Regions from separate parts of the Homo sapiens genome. Here all the other regions are linked to region 2. A link is a contact called in ENCODE Hi-C or POLR2A ChIA-PET data. All regions are on one chromosome and are shown on one strand. Each heading gives the region's core, a stretch centred on a gene start or an enhancer-like site at or near the end of the contact. The rest is flanking DNA. Distances are from core to core; before and after follow the strand shown.

What was found. Hi-C counts contacts between places; a loop is a spot of excess contacts on that map. ChIA-PET counts read pairs that join two places held with the same protein, here RNA polymerase II (POLR2A). Pooled maps may share reads with other maps.
Region 1: a pooled map shows a loop between it and region 2 (2.2-fold over the local background). The contact joins the promoter of LINC02701 here to the enhancer-like site in region 2. A Hi-C loop is called at or near these places in 1 of 50 pooled maps. POLR2A ChIA-PET finds 5 or more read pairs at or near these places in 3 of 52 experiments (Caco-2, WTC11 and activated CD4-positive, alpha-beta T cell).
Region 3: a loop to region 2 is called in a map of heart left ventricle, with 4 times the contacts of the local background. The contact joins the promoter of TESMIN here to the enhancer-like site in region 2. A Hi-C loop is called at or near these places in 3 of 168 maps with a recorded cell type or tissue (astrocyte of the cerebellum, heart left ventricle and posterior vena cava) and 3 of 50 pooled maps. POLR2A ChIA-PET finds 5 or more read pairs at or near these places in 3 of 52 experiments (IMR-90, WTC11 and activated CD4-positive, alpha-beta T cell).

The regions. Positions count from the first base shown.
Region 1 is chr11:68,866,615-68,870,351 of GRCh38, reverse strand. LINC02701 (long intergenic non-protein coding RNA 2701) reads right to left here and starts at 1,992. Exons shown (of 2, transcript XR_950253.3): 1 at 1-1,992.
Region 2 is chr11:68,808,056-68,811,840 of GRCh38, reverse strand. The region is part of intron 3 of CPT1A (carnitine palmitoyltransferase 1A); the gene reads left to right. Among named protein-coding and RNA genes, the nearest start is that of CPT1A, 32 kb to the left of the region's middle. Within about 2 kb of position 1,448, at least 8 of the 41 ENCODE cell types and tissues checked have a DNase peak (open chromatin) inside an H3K27ac peak, as active enhancers do; they include heart left ventricle, where a contact is called at or near this core.
Region 3 is chr11:68,749,640-68,753,362 of GRCh38, reverse strand. It overlaps TESMIN (testis expressed metallothionein like protein), which reads left to right and starts at 1,843. Exons shown (of 10, transcript NM_004923.3): 1 at 1,843-1,943; 2 at 2,664-3,173. The coding sequence starts at 2,703. RefSeq lists silencers at 1,611-1,730, 1,741-2,030 and an enhancer at 1,731-2,716.

The sequences.
Region 1 (3,737 bases), core at 743-3,242, 58 kb before region 2:
TCACGCCATTCCCCTGCCTCAGCCTCCCGAGTAGCTGGGATCACAGGCGCCCACCTTGTCTGGCTCTTGAATCCATTCCTAACTTGACTTTTTTCCACGTCTACGTCCGCATCCACGTCCTCTCACATTGCTAATCTCCCTTTCCATAAGAGCTGTTGACAACAGATTGGCCTTTTTCTTAAGCCTTCAATTTACTTTCCTTTTTCTTTCCTGAGTTCTGCTCTTGCGGCCAGCCGGTGGGGCCGGACAACGGCACGGGCCCCGCCCCCGTGCACTGCCGCCTGTCTCTCCTGTTTTTTTCTGATTTCCTTTTTACTTTCTTCTTTCCCTTCTCACACTTACTGTTACTTTCTCCTTTCCTTTTCCTTTGCTCTTCTCCTGGCGCCAAGTCCCTGGCCCCTTCTTTTTCCAGATAGAGCCGGGCTGGGGAGAGGAACTTAATGGTGGGCGTGCTTAGCTGCCGCGCTTGTGGCTTTTGCTCTTTCCCGTTTTGTTCCTTGGTCACAGTTAACATACACCGTGGTGGCCACTTTTATGGACTGGGTGGTATTCATGCCTGCAGCTTCCACTTGATGTCACCCTGGGCTTGCCCTACGAATGAAGTATTCCCCATAGGCTGATGTTCAGCAGCCTCACAGTTAAATGGGGTACAAAGCCGGAATGCTTCACAGAGTCTCTTATAAAACTGACTTAGGCTCTCATCAGCTCCTTGAAGCACTTCTGAAATCTTCTTTATATTCATTGCTTTCCTTCTACCAACTCGTAGCCCCTGCAGAAGTGCCTCTTGGTACCTCTGCAAACGCTGAAGCTGAGTTTCATCCTCTGGGTCCTAGTTGGGATCCTGGTCATCATAATAGATAGGTCCTCGTGTCCCCCTGAGAGGCATTTGCATAGCTCCAGCACGGCCAGATCTGAGATGGCCCACTTGACTATCTTGACCTCCTTCCTGGCCTCTCAAGGCTCTGATCCTCCCCTTCGAGGTGAGACCTGGGGCATGTTAGCTCCTGAATCTGGTTCCTGGGGGGGCTGTCGGCCTCGGTAAAGCGGGGGTAGGCTGGGATATATGGAGGAAGAATTTCTGTTACCTTTGGTGGCTCCTGTAAAACTGGCTTCTCTTGCTGTCTCTGGGATTCCCTTTTAACTCTGTGTCTGCCGGCAAAGCTGCTCTTATTTTCACTTTTGGTTTTTTTTGCAATAAGCTGTTAAACAGGCCTGGATCAATGCTGGGTTTGGCTATATTATATTTAACTATGAGTCAATATAAAGAAATTGATCCAGGTACACTGGCTGTTCTCCAACCCTTGTCACCACCTTAAATACATGGCCAATTGTTCCCTGTCTGTAGTTCCTTCGGTCAGCCATCCAACACCAGAAGAGGGCAATTCTAATTCACCCAGAGTTCTCAACCTCTGAGGGGGTTAACTCTATAATCCCCTGCAAAACCTTTCTTAAGGTTCCGTAACATGCACTCCCACAGAGTAAGTTTTGATGTTTTGATGACTTTCCTCCCATTCCTCCCTTTACAACGCAGCACATTCACTCTTGCCTACTCACTCTTCCTCTCGTTTCGACCAACCACACTGTCTCCTATTATGGGGGTTTTCAGATGCTGCTTGGCTTTGGAGAGGTCCTTATTCCTGCTGCAACTCTGAGCTGTAGGGCAGCTCCTATTAGCCATATGCAGATCACCACTAGTCTTAGTCGGCCCCACCCTTTCTCGGAGCACACAGTCTACACTAAGGGATCTGTGACTCTTCACTTCGCAGCTGATGCGCCTAATGAGGCCTTTTCATTCACACACTTCCACACACCTTCAGTTCCCATGTTTGTAACTGGGGTGGCAAGCCACTCTCGCCCCCTCTAGTTCCCAGTTGGGGTGGCGAGCCACTCTTGCCACCTCCAGTTCCCTAGCCGACTTGGCGAGCCACTCTTGCATCCTGTGTCGGCGGGGTGTGAGTTTCATCCAAATTGACAAGCCACTCCAGTCACCCCCAGCCCCTCTGGTTCGGACTATTTGGCACACCCCGGGAGATGATCAGGCTCCCTTCTGTCCAAGGGACGGGTCCTGCCTTGAGCCCCCAAAACCTTACTGTGGTTCCTGAAGCGCGTTGTTTCTGAAATCATCCTGTAGTCCCTCTTTAGGTTCCGTTTCGCTGCTGGGTAGGGGTGCCAGGTCACAGGAGAGCTGATCTCCCCCCCAGGCTGAAGTTCTCCCGGTGGCACCTGGGGTCACAGGTTTCCTGAGACCCTCGCTCCAGCCCCCAGAGGCAAAGGAGACAGTAAGCCTGCCGTCTCCAGTCCCTTCGTGGTTGCCAAAAATGTTGCGGTAAACTGAGGAACGGAAAAACCAATTTGCAGTACAGAAGGATTTGTTTATTTTAGGTACGCACCGGCTCAGAGGATTCACATCCAAAAGCTGAGCCCTGAACAAAGAGCAGTGTTTTTATAAACAGCCTTACAGGAGCAAAATAAAAGCAGTAGCAAAATAAAAGCAGTTAATCATACAGTAACAGGTCACGTAATCTATAGCATAACATAATTTGTGACCTAGCCAGTGGCCTTGTAGCTGCATTGAAAGAAAAACAAGAACTGGCTAAATACAGACATTTGTAAAACATAATCATGCTAATCATGCTTAAGAAGCCTGGGAAAAGAGTAACAGTAAAAGAACCTGTCTTTCTTTTTTTTCTTTCAAGCTTGCTCTGGAAGGGAGGGGGGTGTCTGGAGCCCATTCCTTTGGCCTTGGCTATTTGGACAGCGTTATCTTCTAACTGTCCTTAAAGTGAGCTGCTAGGCAAGAGGAAAACTTGTTCTTTTCTTTTTAGCCTTTGCCTTGCCATATTCTGGGCCTTAGCTTTTACTTTTCTTGGCGTGAATAAATGCAGTACTGATTATTATTATTATTATTATTTAAATTTCTGCCTCATGATAGCAAGTGAGTAAATGCCCCTAGTCAGTGTCTCTCTTGCACCGTCTGAGGCATAAAATGCCAATAAGGACAGTGCTGTCAGCCAGCAACAGAGACAGACATTGCTGCTGGCTGTGTGGCCAATTCCCTGGGGTAGGCCCTGGACACAGCTGCAAGTCAGGCTGATGCCGGAGCCCTGGGTGTCGGCTCGGGACTGGGCTTGGCTTGCCTGGTGGTGGATGCAAATGCTCAGAGTGCATAAAAGAAGGAGAACAGAAGACACTGCACCAATTTGGATGGTGGGGTCACATTTCCTCAGCCCGAGGAACATCCTGTGCACCCCATCATGTCCAACGATGGGCAGAGAGTTATCCTCAGGGGAATAGTTGGGCAAAAAATTGGAATGGGCAATTGAACTGAAACATGGGTTGTCTAAAACACGGGGAGATAGGCCAGGCGCAGTGGCTCATGCCTGTAATCCCAGCACTTTGGGAGGCCAAGGCAGGCAGATCATGAGGTCAGGAGATTGAGACCGTCTTGGTTAATGCAGTGAAACCCCGTCTCTACTAAAAATACAAAAAACAAATTAGCCATGCGTGGTGGCAGGTGCCTGTAGTCCCAGCTACTCGGGAGGCTGAGGCAGGAGAATCGCGTGAACCCGGGAGGCAGAGCTTGCAGTGAGCCGAGATTGGGCCACTGCACTCCAGCCTGGGAGACAGAGCGAAACTCTGTCTCAAAAACAAAAAAACAAAAAACACACACACAAAAAAAAACACGGGGAGATAAAGCCATAAAGGGCTGGCCTACATGCCTTCACGGGTGTGTGTGT
Region 2 (3,785 bases), core at 199-2,698:
TTTTTTTCTAACCACCTGCCGCCTGTTGATAGCACATGTTTATTGCACACCTGTGATGTCTGTTATTCCATCCAGTTCTGGAGATGGCCCAGACTCCCATCTAGGAAGGTCAGAGCCTGCACTGCAGTGACCTCTCATTAGGGTCCCTTTTACCAGTGAGAAAGCATTCAGACAGGTGCAGGTGTCTGCCCAAGTCACAGGAAGAGGGAGCGGGGAAGCTAGAGTTCAAACCCAGCTCTGCGCAGCTCTGAAATCTGTGCTTTCTTCAGTGTAGCACTGAGGTCCCCCCACCCCCTGCCCCAGAAGCTTCTGTGAGACAAATGCGAGTGAACACCGCTGCTTTACCACCATTTGAACGTCCAGACAGTGGAACGCAGGGCAACTCAGCTTCCTCGTGCAGCCGTGACCCTTGGGCTTGGACACACATTTTACTTTCGGGTCTGAAAGCTCCACAGTGTCTCGGAAGTGTCCCTGCTGCCCCGTGCCAGACGTTTGATTCGATTTCTGTGCTGCTTGTTTACACCAATGGCATTTTTGCCATTTGGACACGGTGGTTCACACCTGTAATCCCAGGACTTTGGGAGACCGAGGTGGGTCGATCACCTGAGGTCAATAATAGCCACCAACTCCTCATAATTGGGCTTTGTTTTGGGGCCAGGAATTGCAGGTGGAAGGCACAATGCCGGGTCTGGGCTAAGCTAAAAAACGAAGCTCTGGATCTTTATAGTCACGCCTTCCAGGTTGTTTGCATATAAATATTGTTTAATCAGAAAGAAATAAGAAAATAAACCGGCAGAAAAAGAGACGTAAACGAAAACTCACTCACAGTTAACGGCTGAATTTGATTTTTTTTTGGAAATGGAGTTTTTGCTCCGTTGCCCAGGCTGGAGTGCGATGGTGCGATCTCGGCTCACTGCAACCTCCGCCTCCCGGGTTCAAGCAATTCTCCTGCCTCAGCCTCCTGAGTAGCTGGGATTACAGGTGTCCGCCACCATGCCTGGCTAATTTTTGTATGTTTTGTAGAGATGAGGTTTCACCATGTTGGCCAGGCTGATCTCGAACTATTGACCTCAGGTGGTCCACTCGCCTCGGCCTCCCAAAGTCCTGGGATTACAGGTGTGAGCCACCATGCCCAGCCTTGATTCTGATGACTAGAAATAAAAGATTAAGCAGATTAATGGTCTGAGTCTCCTGATGACAGCTTGAGCAAGTGCCCTGATTCCTGAACCTCTTTTTGCGAAGGGTCTGCAGAGGACCCCTCCACATCCTGTTCCTTCTCCAGGAAGCCCCTGGACCCTCCAGAGTCATCGAGCGTCCAGCTGAGTTGCTTGCAACCTTGAGGTAGCTCAGGAACGCTGGCTCAGGCCTCTATAAGAGTCTGCAAGAAACATAATAAAAGTTCCCAGTCATTTTAGCAGAAGCATGCCTGGCTGGGACGCCTGCCAGGTTCCTTGTCTGCCTGGGTACTGCTGTCATTGCTGTCACTCAGAAAGCAGCTGGCAGACCTGGGTGCTCAGGGCAGGCCTGGCTGCTCTCTTCCTTGAGGTCCCAGGACCCACAGGCCTGCGGTGGGTAGCTGCCTCCGAGCCTTGTGTCTGGAGCTGTTCCTACGTACTTTTCATTCTCTCATGGGGCTAATGAATATCTTCTTTTTTTTCTTTTTGAGATAGAGTCTCACTCTGTCACCCAGGCTGGAGTGCAGTGGTGCGATCTCGGCACACTGCAAGCTCCGCTTCCCAGGTTCAAGTGATTCTCCTGCCTCAGCCTCTTGAGTACCTGGGACTGCAGGCACATGCCACCATGCCCAACCAATTTTTGTATTTTTGATAGAGATGGGGTTTCGCCGTGTTGGCCAGGCTGGTCTTGAACTCCTGACCTCAAGTGATCCACCCGCCTTGTCCTCCCAAAGTGCTGGGATTACAGGCGTGAGCCACTGCACCCAGGCCAGTTCTTTAATTTACTCTCTAGTGTAGGCGCTCTCTTAAAACTGGATTATATATAGAAGTGTTGACTGTTTAAAGCCCTTAATAATCTGGGTCTTTGTAAGATTTGTTTCTTTGTACCTCTTAAACCTATTTTGGTAAACTGGGCCATCCCTGGCCTAAATTTAGAAAGGCCGGGTTAAGGGCCAACGTCTTCCAGCCTCATGGGCCATTTCCTGTCCTGGAGGGGATCTGCAGTATCTCTGGGCTGCTGCCTTCAAAAGTGGAGTCAGGCTGGGTGCGGTGGCCTGTAATTCCAGCACTTTGGGAGGCCGAGGCAGGAGGATTGCTTGAGCCCAGGAGTTCAAGATCAGCCTGAGCAACATAGTGAGACCCTATCTCTTAAAAAAAAGAAAGAATAAAAAAGTGGAGTCATCCGTGTCATGTGAGGTTTGTCTCTGAGTTTGTCCCCGACAGCCTTGTAAGGAGCATGTCCTTTCAAAGAAAGCTTTTTGCTAACGTTTTTTATCTGAGTGCCTCTATGTCTATACTTTTAAAAATCTTGAATGTGTCATTTATTTGTTTATGCTAAAATATTTTTATTTTTGCAAATCAAGTAAGTATATAGGTCTTTTTCTTTCAGTAATCTAAAATGTAGATTATCTAAAAGATAGCTTCTTAAATCCCTAAACCCAAGTTTGTTTATAGGTTAGATGACCAGAAAAGAGTGTATAGGTTTAAAGAAGAGACTACAGTGAAACTCCAGTGCTAGATTTCACGGGTTATAGAAAGATATACATTTTGGAGCAAAGAGTATATAACCTTGAAGATAATTTGTTTTTGTCCACTTAAATATTATGCAGTGTTAAATTAGTGGTTTTCTTTTTTTATTTCTTATTTTGAAGAAATATTTATTATTTTTTATTTTTATTATTTTTTATTTCTTATTTTATTTTCTTTTTTAAATTTTATTTTTGTATTGATGGGGTTTTGCCATGTTGTCCAGGCTGGTCTCGAACTCCTGGACCCAAGTGATCCACCCATCTCAGCCTCCCAAAGTGCTGGGATTATAGACTTGAGCCACTGCACCTGGCCAAATTAGTGCTTTTCAAATATTAGGGACACCTTTAGGTTATATATATTGGTGTTTTAATCATTTGAAGCATGCTTAAATAGTTTTCATTTAAAAAATATTTTGCAGTTCCCAAAACAACCAAAACTAAAACAAACCACAAAATAGCTGCATTTCTGGCCAGGCACAGTGGCACACACCTATAATCCCAGCACTTTGGGAGGCCGAGGCGGGTGGATCACCTGACAGGAGTTTGAAACCAGCCTGGGCAACATGGCAAGACCCCATCTCTACAAAAAATACAAAAATTAGTTGGATGTGGTGGTGCGCACCTGTAATCCCAGCTACTCAGGAGGCTGAGATGGGAGAATCATTTAAACCTGGGAGGCGGAGGTTGCAGTGAACCAAGGTCACACCATTGCACTCCAGCCTGGGCAGCAGAGCGAGACTCTTGTCTCGAAAAAAAAAAAAAAGCTGAATTTCATCTCATTTTTAAAGTCCCATCTTTACCATAATATATACTACCTTCCTTCACAAACAAAAACATTTCCTGTATTTAAGTTGAATATTTACATGACCGTTTTACACAGTCCGTTTCTTTATTTGTGTTAAATACACCTAAGTCAAAAACAAGCTCTTTTGATATAAATACTGGAGGTAACAGTTGTAACAAATAATTTGAGATTACGATTACATCTAAAAGTAAGTTTGAGAGAAAAAAATTCATCAAGAGCTGAAGAAAGTGGCCCAGAATCTCCTGCGCACCTGCCGGGGACGCACAGGTCGGCAGG
Region 3 (3,723 bases), core at 594-3,093, 59 kb after region 2:
CCACTCAAGCTATGCATAATTCTTGGGCTCTTCGATTTATTATTTTTATTATTTTTTCTGCTTCTGTGAGTGTTTTTTGTTGTTGTTGTTTTTGTTTGTTTGATTTTTGAGATGGAGTTTCAATCTTTTTGCCCAGGCTAAAGTACAATGGTGCAATCTCAGCTCACTGCAACCTCCGCCTCCCAGGTTCAAGCAATTCTCCTGCCTCAGCCTCACAAATAGCTGGGATTGCAGGTGTGCACCACCATGCCTAGCTAATTTTGTATTTTTAGTAGAGACAGGGTTTCACCATGTTAGTCAGGCTGGTCTTGAACTCCTGACTTTAAGTGATCTGACCACCTTGGCCTCCCAGAGTGCTGGGATTACAGGCATGAGCCACCACGCCCAGCCCCAGGCAAAATTTTCTTGATTTTTGAATGTTAAATGTACAACTAAATAGTACACGGTGTTGCTGTGCCTTGGGTACTACCCTTTAAAAATTTAGAAAAGTATTTAATTTTTAAAAGTGAGATTAGAAAGCTGATGTTTTACATTCTTTATTTTTACCAAAACAGTACCTGAGTAGACAGTACCTGAGGCTGTCTCCCCAGCACCCACTCCCACCAGTCCCTCTACACCCTTTGCAGTTTTCGCCATCACTTGAATTAAACTTTCACCTCCTCTTGATTAAACAGTGATATCTATTGACTCCTTAAAGATGAAATAGCTCATTCCCCACCCAAAATTTGAGACTTTCATTGTATTTGTGAGTTTTTTTTTTTTTTTCTGAGAGGGAGCCTTTCTCTGTTGGTCAGGCTGGAGTACAGTGACACAATCTCAGCTCACTGCAACCCCCATCTCCCAGGTTCAAGCCTCAGCCTTCTATGTAGCTGGGACTACAGGCGTGCGCCACTACGCCCAGCTAGTTTTTGTATTTTTTAGTAGAGACGGAGTTTCACTATATGTTGGCCAGGCTGGTCTCGAACTCCTGACCTCAGGTGATCCACCCGCCTCGGCCTCCCAAAGTGCTGGGATTACAGACGTGAGCCACCACGCCCAGCCGTATTTGTTACTTCTATTTCGGGACCAACTCCATCAGTTGCACCTGTAAGCTGCGTCACCAAGGACCGGGAGTGGGTGCAAGGCTGGGAACGTGCGGTGCAAGCCCCTGCCCTCTGTCCACCCGCAGCGTCCCAGGCCGGGATCTGTCTTGAGAGCTCGAGTGTAGAAAAATGTTTTATTTTATTTTATTTATTTTTTTGAGACGGAGTCTAGCTCTGTGGCACAGGCTGGAGTGCAGTGGCGGGATCTCGGCTCACTGCAACCTCCACCTCCCGGGCTCAAGCGATTCTCCTGCCTCAGCCTTCCAAGTAGCTGGGATTACAGGCGCGTGCCACCACGGCCAGCTAATTTTTGTATTTTTAGTAGAGACGGGGTTTCACCATGTTGCCCAGGCTGGTTTTGAACTCCTGACCTCAAGTAATCCGCCTGCCTCGGCCTCCCAAAGTGCTGGGACTACAGGCGTGAGCAACCACGCCTGGCCAGAAAAATATAACTGAAGCCCAAGGTCAGAAGCCAAGCTAGGCAGTCCCACTTAGCGCTGCCCGAGTTGATGGGGACCTCAGTTTCCCCACCTGAGCCTGGATCGGCTGAACCTGGGAGTGCCTCCCCTGACCCGCTCTGGCAACAGCGGCAGTCCAGGCCCCGCCCCTCGCGACTCTGTCTCCTCCCGCCCCAGACCACGCCCACCACACCTCCCTGGCCCCGCCTTTACCTCCCCGCCCCGACCTCGACTCCGCCCCACGCCCAGGCCCCGCCCACTGCCCGGGCGCCTCTTCCCCTCCCCCCAGGTTCCTGTCCCTCACCCTTCCCCCTTCTCCAACCGCCAACGGCCGCCTGCGCCTGAGGCCCGGCCCACGCCCCATCCCGCTCGCTCCACGCTGCGGCAGCCCCGGCGGCCCCAGGTGCGTCCCTCCGAGGAGGAATGACGGGGCGGTCCCCGGGCTGGGCCTCGGCTCTGCAGGCGGGGATGGGGGCTGCCGGGCCGGGTCGGGCCCCTGCGGGTGGGCGGAGGGCGGCGGGCCGTGGGCGAGGCCGCCCCTCACCTGGTCGCACCTCACCTGGCCCCCCCTCCCCTGGCTGCTCCTCACCTGACCCCCTCCTCGGCCGCCCCTCACCTGGCCCCCTCCCCTGGGCGCCCCTCACCTGACCCCCACCCCGGCCGGCCCCTCTCCTGGCCGCCCCTTACCTGGTCGCCCCTCCCCTGACTCCCTCCCCTGGTCGCTCCTCACCTGGCCGCCCCTCACCTGGCCCCCTCCCCTGGCCGCCCCTCCCCTGGTCGCCCCTCCCGTGACCCCCTCCCCGGCCGCCCCTCCCCTGGTCGCCGCTCACCTGACCGCCTCCCCTGGTCGCTCCTCACCTGGCCGCCCCTCACCTGGCCGCCCCTCACCTAATCGCCCCTCATCTGGTCGCCCCTCCCCTGACCCCCTCACCTGGTCGCCCTTCCCCGGGCCCCTCACCTGGCCCTCCCTCACCAGGCCGCCCCCTCCCCTAGCCGCCCCTCACCTGGTCCCCTCCCCTGGCCGCCCCTCCCTTGGCTGCCCCTCCCTTGGCTGTCCCCTTTCCTGGCCGCCCCTCCCCTCGTCCTCTCCTCTGGCTGCCTCTCACCTGGCCGCGTGTTGCAGGTGCGCGGCCCCCGCCATCCCGCCCCGCCGCCCTGCGCCATGGAGGAGGGCCCTCTGCCGGGCGGGCTGCCCAGCCCCGAGGATGCGATGGTGACGGAGCTCTTAAGCCCCGAGGGTCCGTTCGCTTCGGAGAACATCGGCCTGAAGGCCCCCGTGAAGTACGAGGAGGACGAGTTCCACGTCTTCAAAGAAGCGTACCTGGGCCCGGCGGACCCCAAGGAACCCGTCCTGCACGCGTTCAACCCCGCGCTGGGCGCCGACTGCAAGGGCCAGGTCAAGGCGAAGCTCGCGGGGGGCGACAGCGACGGCGGGGAGCTCCTCGGGGAGTACCCCGGGATCCCAGAGCTCAGCGCGCTGGAGGACGTCGCGCTCCTGCAGGCCCCGCAGCCGCCCGCCTGCAACGTGCACTTCCTGTCCTCGCTGCTACCCGCGCACCGCAGCCCGGCGGTGTTGCCCCTGGGCGCCTGGGTCCTGGAAGGAGCCTCCCACCCGGGCGTCCGCATGATCCCAGTAAGAACCGCCTGGGGAATGGGCACAGCTCCCCCTCCATCCCTTCCCCAACCCATCTGAGGCTGCTAGTGTACCCCAGGATTTCCCTCTACAAGCATTTTCCCTGGTGACACCACACACAGCCCACCGGAGTCACTGATTCTCGGTAGAGCGTATACTCTTTGTCGTCTTCCTAATCCAACATGCATCGGCCCAGCCAAGCCCTTTCCCCTGGAGGGAATTCTGCCCTGCACCAGTCGTCCAAAGCTGACCTAACCATGCAGACGGCGGACAACAAAAAAAGGGGGAAAGCTAGGACGTAGGTTCCCTTGGGCCCTGTTGCTATCCTTGGCTTAAGGAGAGAGGCCCGCTGTCTGCTGGTAACTATTGTCTGTGAAAACAAACGCAATGTGGTGGAGGGTTGGCGTGTTTGCATCTTGCATTTTTTTTTTCCTTTAACTTTACCAGGCTTGGAATCCACAGCAAGGACTCAGAGTTAATACTTGGATTTTCCGGGCCTTGAAGTCAAGATGTGAGATCTTCCCTTTGCTAATGAGTAATAGCTCTTCAA